3 separate regions of the Homo sapiens genome follow, and all the other regions are linked to region 1. Evidence: chromatin contacts called from ENCODE Hi-C or POLR2A ChIA-PET data. All regions are on one chromosome and are shown on one strand. The core of a region is the stretch at or near the end of the contact, and the rest is flanking DNA. Distances in the headings are between cores, read along the strand shown.

Region 1 (3,585 bases), core at 460-2,959:
AAAGTTCTTATCATTTTCCGTTTCAAGGTAAATTGATGTGCAATTACCATGCTCATCAGTTACACCAATAGCAGAAATGCATATAAACCAAGAGAAAGTAGCTCTCAAGATTAAGAAAATGACCTAAGTTCAGTCTCATTTTAAAGACAGAAAAATGGAAATGTATTTGCCTTTCAATGGACACACTTTCAGGGTATTGAATAAAAGTAACCGTCTTTGATAACTAAGTCTACCAAACGTGTACATATTTTCAACCATTCTAAATCTTTTTAAAAATATGTATCATGCAAAATGCATCAGATTTTAACAATTTATTCTCTCTACATTAGTTTAGAAATTAAAGATGCATACATCCAACATGAAATCAAAAGTCAGTTTTAAGGTGTAAATTATCTAAGCCAGGTATATAAATTTAATTTTTGCCAAAATTGTGTTTTTACATGAATCCATTGAAATAGAGCCTTCTGTGAATGGTAGGCAATACAAAATTTATAGCGGTGGTAGATTATTAGAGCGACGTGGTATAGCATCTTGAGAAAATAAAATATTTCACCGTCAACCTTCATATTCCTAACAATGCTAGTGTAACACGCACATTTTGAAATTTGTGTGAAGCCCCAGTGCTACAGTGATGAAGCAAGCTCTTTTTTAATTTTAGTTTTTTTATATTAATCTGACCAAAATTTAGATTCAGTCCATTTTATGATGATTTTAGACACTCGGCATCAATTGTTCCATGGTACCAAATAACTTTTTATATTACCTCTGATTTGTCTTTTGCTTTTCACAGCAACTGAGCACATCACTGTGTTTTCCCCTTTTCCCTGAAGAAGTAAACTTGTCTTTTTAGTCTCATGACAAAAGCAGGCAACTCTGGTGGCTTATATTTAGTTACAATTTATAAAGGCAGGACTGCGAGTCAAACCCGGGACGTTTTTTTCTGTTGTGTGTTTGCGTGCTGACGGGGACTGGCTTTTCTTCTTCTTCTTGTAGTTTGAAATGGAAACGCTGCACTGCTGAGAAAATACCACGGAAATAGAACCCACTGCATTCCAGGAAAATAAATAAGCAAGGCCACCCAAATTTTCAATGAGTGCTCCTGCAGAATGCAGGAAATGGCAGGAGATCCGTCCGAGGCACCCCAGGCCGGGTCGTGGGTAGAGAGCAGGGACGAGGGCTGGGAGGGGACGCAGGCACAGGGTGAGGGTGGCCCGTCTCCAGGGAGAACTGCGCGCTCACAGGCGGGGCCGGCTTCCCGCATCAGCCCGGCCGGGCTGCAGGTTCTGAGCGAGGGGGCGGCCGTGCCTCACTCTGGGCGGGACGCGGCCTGGTGCAGGGACGCTCACTTCCAGTGGCATTTCCCGTCTTACACGATGAGCTTCATCCACGTTCTCCATAACCCCCTCCCCGCCACGGGAAGCGTCAGCCACCTGGAACAGCCCTATTCTGCTCGGTTGTAAAAAGCGTCAGGCGCTTTTGATTTGAAAAGCGTTAGGCCTGGGAATCGCTGTTGCTCCCTCGGTGGGCACGCCCTGCTGACACGCCCTAGCCCACCGGGGAAGCCACTGGCCACGAGGGAGCGAGGCGCACGGGTGTCTTCCCTCCCCAGAGTGAGTGTCAGGGAGGAAGCCAGGTCTTCCAGGGCGCTGACAAGGCAGGGCCGGGCTCCTTCCCTCCGTTGTGTTTCTCTGAAATGTTCGAATCACTGGTGTGACGGGAGCACTTAAAGCCGAAAAAGGAAAGACGAAAGCAAAGGATTCTTCAGGGCACATGTGTACAGACTCCTGCTTCCCCTCACTTGCTTTCTGTTTCACTTCTCAGATCATCACTACAGCGTTTGCAGCTTTCCAGCTCATCATGCTGAACTGAAGACAAGACGAGGGGAAAATCAAGGGTGGGTTTTTCCGCAGCACCGTGGTGTCCCGGCTTGGGATACGTTTTATCTGTTGTGAGCCTAAACCTTTTTTACTTCTCAAGCCAGGCCAAATTTTTGGATCCCCTTCAGGTTGCATTGGTAAACAAGAAGGAAATGTACACATTCTATTTATTCTTACAACCAAGAAATGAACTAATTGAGTAGCTAGTGTGGACCACAGTTGCAAAGGAAGGAACTCACAAGCGAGCTCTTCAAGCTGTGATTATGTGGGCAGGAACAATGGCCTGGGTAAAGAGAAGATGAATAGCCATCACTCCAGCCAAACAGCAAATATGAAACTCAAATTGTGCTTTGTTATTTTTCAAATAGCAATGCTGTGTATTTGTGGGAATCATAGGAGAGATTTTTTAAAAATTCTTATCTGCAAAGGTAGAATGAATGGGAACAAAAGCACTGACTGTGTATTTCTTCTTAGTCAGCTTCTTCCAGTTGAGCCCATTTTCTTGGCAAATCAACTCTTTTGTTAGGTTGAAAAGGGTATCATTTCCTTTTCACAGTAAAATCAGGAATTTCATTTTGTGCAATACTACAGCATTTCCTGTCATTGAATTCTAATGGTTTGGGAGTGTGTTCTTTACCTAGCTTTCCAATACAAAGCAAGGAACAGAAAAAAAAAGTCTCTTTCCATTTGCAATAGTTTCTTTTTTTTTTCTTTTTTTAAATTATTATTATACTTTAAGTTTTAGGGTACATGTGCACAATGTGCAGGTTAGTTACATATGTATACATGTGCCATGCTGGTGCGCTGCACCCATTAACTCGTCATCTAGCATTAGGTATATCTCCTAAGGCTATCCCTCCCCCCTCCCCCCACCCCACAACAGTCCCCAGAGTGTGATGTTCCCCTTCCTGTGTCCATGTGTTCTCATTGTTCAATTCCCATCTATGAGTGAGAACATGCGGTGTTTGGTTTTTTGTCCTTGCGATAGTTTACTGAGAATGATGATTTCCAATTTCATCCATGTCCCTACAAAGGACATGAACTCATCATTTTTTATGGCTGCATAGTATTCCATGGTGTATATGTGCCACATTTTCTTAATCCAGTCTATCGTTGTTGGACATTTGGGTTGGTTCCAAGTCTTTGCTATTGTGAATAGTGCCGCAATAAACATACGTGTGCATGTGTCTTTATAGCAGCATGATTTATAGTCCTTTGGGTATGTACCCAGTAATGGGATGGCTGGGTCGAATGGTATTTCTAGTTCTAGATCCCTGAGGAATCCCCACACTGTTTCAAAATATACATGGCTTGAGATTTTGTAAGTTTAGGAATTTCCAGCCACAGGAAAATCAAGAACTGTGAACTGCCGTAGCATCTGCTCTCACTCCCAGGGAGGGCAGCTCTGGGAGGAATGGCCCACGGAGCATGCGCAGCTGTGGCCTTCCAGCCTGCCCCTCTGGCCCTCAGGTGCCGCGGTCTGCTTCTCTTCTTGTCTTCTGTCTTTTCACCACCATACCGGCAGCTCTTGGCGTTTGTTAGCACCTTCCATCCATCCAAGTGGCTTCCAGAGAATTATCTAATGAATTCATACCAGTGTAAGTTATTCATAGGGTTTAACTGATTTATTCAGCAAATGTGCAAATGTTTCCAAGCACCCTACTTGTTGAGGTCTCTGAGAAATATAGAAATGATGCTGGCACTTGAT
Region 2 (3,585 bases), core at 720-3,219, 500 kb before region 1:
TCCAGGTTTTTTGTTTTTGTTTTTAGACAGAGTTTTGTTCTGTCGCTCAGGCTGGACAGATCACGCAGTGGCATGATTTTGGCTCACTGCAACCTCCACCTCCCGGATTAAGTGATTCTCCTGCCTCAGCCTCCTGAGTACCTGAGATTACAGGCACCCACCATCACAGTCAGCTAATTTTTGTATTTTCAGTAGAGATGGGGTTTCACCATGTTGCCCAGGCTGGTCTTGAACTCCTGACCTCAAATGATCTACCCGCCTCAGCATCCCAAAGTGCTGGGATTACAGGCATGAGCCACTGCTCCTGGCCATATGTCCAGGTATTTTTAAATATAAAAACAAAATTTGGCCAGGTGCAGTGGCTCATGCTTGTAATCTCAGCACTTTGTGAGGCTAAGGTAGGCAGATCACCTGAGGCCAGGAGTTCGAGACCAGCCTGGGCAACATGGTGAAACCCCGTCTCTACTGAAAATACAAAAATTAGCCAGGCCTGATGGCCCATGCTTTTAATCCCAGCTACTCGGGAGGCTGAGGCAGGAGAATCACTTGAACCCAGTAGGCGGAGGTTGCAGTGAGCCGAGATCACACCACTGCACTCCAGCCTGGGCAACAGAACAAGACTTCATCTCAAAAAACAAACAAACAAACAAACAAAATAAACCCCACAAAATTTAAAATTCTTTGTAGAGTAGAAATGATGCTCTGGGAAAATACCCCCTGGGCAGGTGGTGGCTGCACATCCACTCTGGGAAAGACTCTTCAGCTCGAAGATGGAGACCCTCTTTTCCTGCTCTCACACAACATGGGGATAACGTTGACGCGTTCTTGGTAGGCAGTGCAGTAGGCAACATATCCAGACGCTGGGTGCCAGTGGTAGGCAGGAGAAACCACCGAGTGGGAGCAGATTTTCAGAAAAGGGAAACTAGAAAAAAACTTCCCAGCTGTGTCTCAGACAGGCCCTGTGGTCTGAGCTCCCATCCTTGACAAATGAGATTACTGAATGCGTGTTTAGCAGTTCCAAACGCTATTCATGATCCGACGTGACCCTCTAGTCTCTCAGACAGAGCGCAGCCCTGTTGCACAGGTGTGGAAATGGAAGCAAACAGGGAAGGTAACTTGCTGAAGGTCACACAAGCAGGACCTCGAACCATGGCCCCTAACACCGATCGGGCACTTCTTCCCCTGTTCTGTTTCTCCTCTCTGGGACCTAAAATCCCTAAAAATTCCCTAAAAGTGGAGGTGTGCTGGAAGAGTCACAGATGGCTCTGTTTTGTTTATCAGGAAATTGAGCAAGGTGCCTAACGGAAACCAAAAGGGCACCGGGGCACGTACACATGCCCTGACTTTGTTTCTCTCTTTGGCTGGTGTAACTGCTGCTACATGGACAGCGGAGCACACTGATGACTTCACAAGACTGATGCTGAGCGCCCCTCCTTGCGGCAGATCCTGCACCTCCTTCTTCTCCACACTCACTTGCAGGCATAGGTTGCTGCCTGGCTGGTTCCATGTCACCGGGTCTCTACCCTGAGCCCGTTGCAACACAGTCAGGGCTCCCAGGGTAAACTATGCTGGGAGTCCCCTAGGAAGAAGAAAGGGGAAGGGCTGAATTCTAAAGAAAGCCCAAGACCTCTTCATGAAGCACCTCTCTTTCTCTGCTTTAGAGATTGCCCCAGGGCTGCTGGGGCCGAGCACCAGCTCCCCATCAAGGCCCTGGAGAGGCGCTGGCAGCTTTCTGTCTTCTCTGCAGACCTTTGGTTCCTCCTGCCCCTCGTCCTTGGCAGAAGGAGCCTCAGTTTCCCAGTCTGTAAGGTGCCAATAATCATAAGCTACCTCAATGGTGTTTTCCTTTGAATTTTGAGAATTTTGAGAATGGAAACTTGACTATCTTCATCTCTCTTCCTATACCCCCCATTGACACGTGAATCAGCGTTTCTCAGAATACTGCAGGTTTGGAGTGTGTGTGGCGGAGGAGGGCGGAGCAGCGTGGAAGGTGGAGAGGTGGGCGGTGTCGGGGATATCAGCAGGGCAGTGGGCATTGGAGGGGTGCCCTTGGCCTCAGCCACAGGGCCGTTCCAGAGCCCTGCGTGGGCGAGGCCAGGGCGGCGCGTGATGGTGCCCTCCGAGAAGCACTGGGACCAGCAGGAAAGGCTGCCTGCCGGTGCGCAGGAAAAGGGAAGAGAGCCGGGGAATTGCTTTTTGACCCGTAAGGGAGCGTTTCTTGGTGGATGGGGAAATCAAAAAATTGACTACGGTGTAGTCAGCTACATCGTGTACCAATTTTCAAATACCGGTGAGATCAGTAAAAAGAGAAAGGGAAGGAGATCACAGATAGCATGAAACCAAGCCATCAATAATGAAAGTACCACTGGTTACTGAGCAGCGTCTGCTTCTAACTGACTTTGCTGGGGGAGGGGCGGGACAGGTACAAGCAAAAACAGCAACGACAGCGCAGCAGTTGCTTCATGTGAGTAATAATTGAATGGTACGAGGCTCTTCCACATTCATGTATTGAAGGCCCAAGTGCGGCCAAGGTCTCCCTGGTTCCTGAGGTTTGTTTCATGCTGGGTTCCTTATACTCCAGATGTCGGGAGGGACCCTCAGGGGCCGAGGTGCCCACACCTGTGCTCCCTGCATGACAGACTTCCTGGGGTCTTGGCTCCCAGTCTGTCCTCATCCTCTACACACACCCAAATGTGGAAGTCACCCCCAGCTTGAGTGAATCCCACACCCTCAGACCATTGGCCATGATATTACGTGTGTTGCAAAATATCAAGGATTCAGCTGAGAGGCTCTCGCAGTGGACGGCTCAGAGGCCGAGTCACACACTGCCCAGGCTTTCCCTGGGGGGCCCTGGCCCGGGGGCCCCCTGCCTTAAGATGCCCTTCCTCTCCTCCCTCAGTCTCCCACTGTCTTCAACTCGGGCCCTCACTCTGCTTATCATAGACCCCAAAATGCCTCTGCTCAAACAAATGGCTTGACCTGTTAGCGATATAGAAAAGTGAGCGGATCCTTTGAACATGTTCGTTTCTCCTTTTCTCCACCCACCCTGCGCCGTTTCCCATTTCTCTAAGTGCCTGGAATGTGTGGAGAGTCTCCTGATGATATGATGCCAGCTGTGCCCAGCTCCCTGGAACACAACATAGGGAATTAACCAGTGTGTTCCTCTTTCCTCCGTTAGTGAAAATGAGTACTATTTAATAATGCAGTGACACAGGATTTGTTGCTGTTGCAGCACTTGCATGGCCATGCTCACCTTCACACCACGCGGAGGCCAAAGGCATTGTTCCCTCAGCTGCGGCCCTCTCCCCTCAGCAGCCCTGGCCATTCCACCATGGTGTAGTCCTCCTGCCCTTCTCCATCCTTCTGAATCCCATTCTGCCAGCTCCAGGGCTGCACGCCCTCTGGAATGACCACCCGCAGCTAGCCCAAGCTGCTCCTGCTGTTTATTTTCTTTGCACTTTGTTTAATTATTTCCCACATCTTGGTCCTCTCTCCTTGATTTCAGATGGATTGCTGAAGACAGAGTGTATTTGTGGCTCCGCTCAGGCTGTACACAGACAGGGGCACTCAGCATCCGTGGGTCGT
Region 3 (3,585 bases), core at 774-3,273, 280 kb before region 1:
ATGGCTGGGACCCTAAGCACCACACAGGCCAGGCTAGAAAGTGCCTCCTAGACCCAGCATGCTTTTGCTCACAGATGCGTAAGCTAAGGGCGTGTGAGCCGCAAAGTCGGGCCTGGGCTTCAGCCCTGCTACTGCGACTCTGCCGGGACAAAGGGAGGCACTGATCCCCACAGGCCATCCCAGACACTGATACATTTTTGACTTGCCAGCATCTTCGCTACCTTCTCTTTCATTTTCCTATAATCCCGTTTCCTTTCACAGCATGTTCCCTAGGTGAGGAACAGCAAGTACCTGTAGGTCTGGAACGAGGGCCCAGGGCCACGAAAACCAGCCATGGGATGGAACAGGAGGGAGAGAGGAGGGGATGGACATGGCTTCTGTGTCTGGGACCACACGCTTCATGTTTTTTCTTCCCTTGGCATTTCTGTCTTGGCACAAGGGAAGTTTCAAAACAGCAGGAGCGAAGTGTTTTCCAGCTATGGCCAGGCACCCCCAGCACTGAACACAAGAATGCTAAACAAAGTCCTATGGTCATTTTCCTTAGGCCCTCCCGCCCCCAGGCTTTCTCAGAGATTGTGGAACAATGGAGCCCATGATTTTAGGATGCAGCTCAGTCCCTGGAGGCACACAGGCATCCTCCCTCCACCTGTGTGTCCAGAATTGGCGGGTTCCTGGTTATCACTGACTTCTAGAACGAAACCACAAACCCTCGCGAGGAGTGTCACAGTTCTTAAAAGTGATGTTCCTGTTTCCAGTTTCTTTCTTCTGGTGAGTTCAGTTTCGCCGGCTCAAGAATGAAGCTTCAGACCTTCACAGTGAGCGTTACAGCTCTTAAGGCAGTGCCTCTGGTGGGTTTGTGATCTTACTGACTTCAGGAATGAAGCTGCAGACCTTTGTGGTGAGTGTTACAGCTCATAAAAGCAGTAGGGACCCAAACACTCAGCAGCAGCAAAACTTATTGCAAAGAAAGAAAGCACAAACTTCCTACTATGTGGAACCAACCCCGAGTGAGTTACCACTTTTGGTTCCTGCAGCCTGCTTTTATTCCCTTACCTGGCTCTCTCTCCCTGCTCCTCCCCCGCCATATCCTGCTGATTGGTCCATTTTACAGAGAGCTGATTGGCCCATTTTGACAGGGTGCTGATTGATGCGTTTACAATCCCTGAGCTAGAAACAAAAGTTCTCCAGGTCCCCACTAGATTAGCTAGATACAGCATGCCGATTGGTGTATTTATAAACCCTGAGCTAGACACAGAGTGCTGATTGGTGCATTTACAAACCTTGAGCTAGATACAGAGTGCCGATTGGTATATTCACAATCCGTTAGCTAGACATAAAGGTTCTCTAAGTCCCCACTAGACTCAGGAGCCCAGCTGGTTTCACCCACTGGATCCTTCAGAGAGGCCGTAGGTGGAGCTGCCTGCCAGTTCCGTGCTGTGCGCCCGCGCTCCTTAGCCCTTGGGCGGTCGATGGGACTGGCGCCCTGGAGCAGGGAGCGGGGCTCCTCCGGGAGGCTCGGGCTGTGCAGGAGCCCACCGCTGGGATTGGGGAGAGGCTCAGGCATGACTGGTTGCAGGTCCCGAGCCCTACCCTGCGGAGAGGCTGCTAAGGTCCGGCGAGAAATCGAGTACAGCAGCTGCTGGCCCAGGTGCTAAGCCCGTCACTGCCCGGGACTTGCGGGCCAACTGGCCACTCCGAGTGCGGGGCCCCCCGAGCCCACGCCCACCCGGAACTCGCGCTGGCCCGCAAGCGCCGCGCACAGTCCGGGTTCCCGCCTGCGCCTCTCCTTCCACACCTCCCCGCGCAAGCTGAGGGAGCCGGCTCTGGCCTTGGCCAGCCCAGAAAGGGGCTCCCACAGTGCAGCGGCGAGCCGAAGGGCTCCTCAAGCACAGCCAGAGTGGCCACCAAGGCTGAGGAGGCGCCGAGAGCGAGCGAGGGCTGTGAAGGCTGCCAGCACGGTGTCACTTCTCACCTGGGCCTGGAGCGGCATCTTACTCATTCTGTATTCTCAGGCACCAACAAATAGCTTGGGATGTCACGGATGACTCAGCTAGATGTGCTTAAAAATTAAATGCACGGTAACGGGGCTAGGACTGCCACCCCTGGCTCCACTTCTCAAAGGAAGGGAGCAAGAATTCTATCAGAGATACAAGGTGGCATTTTGGGGGACAGAGGTTAACTCAGGTGGACTATTTTCACTGAGCATTTGGATGACATACACTTGGGATAAACATTTTACCATTCCAATGAGAAGAACCCTAACTGCAGAGCTGGGAAGTAGTACAGGGAAGGAGCTCAGTACCCTGCGGCCCAGCAGGAATATGCCGGGCACTGTGTGTGCATGCTCCATCCATTCTTTACAAAGCGGCCTTGCGGTGCCTGAGACCCCTATGGGCAAGCTGAGCAGTGGAGGAAGACACAAGAAGAGGCAGCAGCCCACGAAGGGCAGCAGGAGGGCCACCGTGAGGGACGGAGCGCTGTGACTCATCTCTCCACCGACGCCCAGTTTTCATCTCTGCGGGCTTGATCAACTCAGCTTTCACGGGGAAAACGCCCAGGTCAAACACAGTTCTTCAGTTATTAGAAACACTGTGGTTTCCCCCAGTTCCCTGGTCTGAGCCACCGGCATGAACTGAACACAAGGCAATCCGCCAGCAAGCTGGTCTCATTTGTTTTTGATTAGGATGTGTTGGAATGGGAAAGAAATGTTTCTTTATCAGTTGAGGTATTAATAGACCGACGGAGGCCTACAGAGCTGCAGAGGCAGGATTTCGAGTCCAGGGGCTCCTCTGAGGCGTTGGCAGGGGCAGCGCATCAGCAGCCGTGACACTGCCCTCGCCGTGTGGCATCCTCTTGAGTTCCGTCCTTCAGCGCAGTTCCCTCCCAGGACAGGCCAAGCCTCATCTCATTCATGAGCTGGGAAGCTCCCATGGAAAGTCCACATCCTTTGGCCTCCGTGCCCAGCTCCAGGCCCAGGAGACGCCTGCTGCGCCAGCTGTGCTGCTATCTGGGCACGCATTGTGTGGTGGTCACAGATCTAAGTTTCTGTTTCTGGGATTCACAGGCAAACAGTCGCATCCATTTGCCACCACATACAAGTGCTGAACCAAACAACGCCTGCTGACTGGACTCTGAGTAATATCTGGCTGTTTCCCTAAATCAATTTCACTGGAAACAACTGTGAATGTTCAAGAGAATGTGTTTCATTCTGCTCTGGAATGAGTCCAGGAGAGAGCACCAGGGGTCTCAGCTAGGTGCAGGGAATAGAAAGATGAAGGAAGCACCAACATCAATTTTTTTATGTACACATAATATAAAAATGCACCATTTTAACCATTTTTACGTGCAGAGGTCGGTGGCACCAAGCACCTTTTCATGGTTGTGCAACCATCACCATCATCCTTCTCTAGGACGTTTTCATCTTCCCAAACTGAAGCTCTGTCTCCATTAAATACCAATTCCCCATTCCTCTTCCACCAGCCCCTGGCAGACACCATTCTGCTCTGTCTCTACGAATTGACTGCTGTAGGAGCCTCACAGAAGTGGAATCACACAGTGTTTTTTCCTTTTATGACCTGTTTATTC

Evidence for each region. Hi-C counts contacts between places; a loop is a spot of excess contacts on that map. ChIA-PET counts read pairs that join two places held with the same protein, here RNA polymerase II (POLR2A). Pooled maps may share reads with other maps.
Region 2: a pooled map shows a loop between it and region 1 (3-fold over the local background). The contact joins two enhancer-like sites. A Hi-C loop is called at or near these places in 2 of 50 pooled maps. POLR2A ChIA-PET finds 5 or more read pairs at or near these places in 2 of 52 experiments (Caco-2 and activated CD4-positive, alpha-beta T cell).
Region 3: a pooled map shows a loop between it and region 1 (4-fold over the local background). The contact joins two enhancer-like sites. A Hi-C loop is called at or near these places in 1 of 168 maps with a recorded cell type or tissue (naive thymus-derived CD4-positive, alpha-beta T cell) and 7 of 50 pooled maps. POLR2A ChIA-PET finds 5 or more read pairs at or near these places in 3 of 52 experiments (CD4-positive, alpha-beta T cell, H1 and IMR-90).

What each region holds. Positions count from the first base shown.
Region 1 is chr6:709,707-713,291 of GRCh38, forward strand. No RefSeq gene overlaps it. Among named protein-coding and RNA genes, the nearest start is that of EXOC2, 18 kb to the left of the region's middle. Within about 2 kb of position 1,710, at least 35 of the 41 ENCODE cell types and tissues checked have a DNase peak (open chromatin) inside an H3K27ac peak, as active enhancers do.
Region 2 is chr6:207,607-211,191 of GRCh38, forward strand. No RefSeq gene overlaps it. Among named protein-coding and RNA genes, the nearest start is that of LINC03066, 3.9 kb to the left of the region's middle. RefSeq lists enhancers at 1,605-1,654, 2,466-2,665. Within about 2 kb of position 1,970, at least 2 of the 41 ENCODE cell types and tissues checked have a DNase peak (open chromatin) inside an H3K27ac peak, as active enhancers do.
Region 3 is chr6:434,133-437,717 of GRCh38, forward strand. No RefSeq gene overlaps it. Among named protein-coding and RNA genes, the nearest start is that of IRF4, 44 kb to the left of the region's middle. RefSeq lists an enhancer at 611-840 and silencers at 614-778, 2,643-2,843. Within about 2 kb of position 2,024, at least 3 of the 41 ENCODE cell types and tissues checked have a DNase peak (open chromatin) inside an H3K27ac peak, as active enhancers do.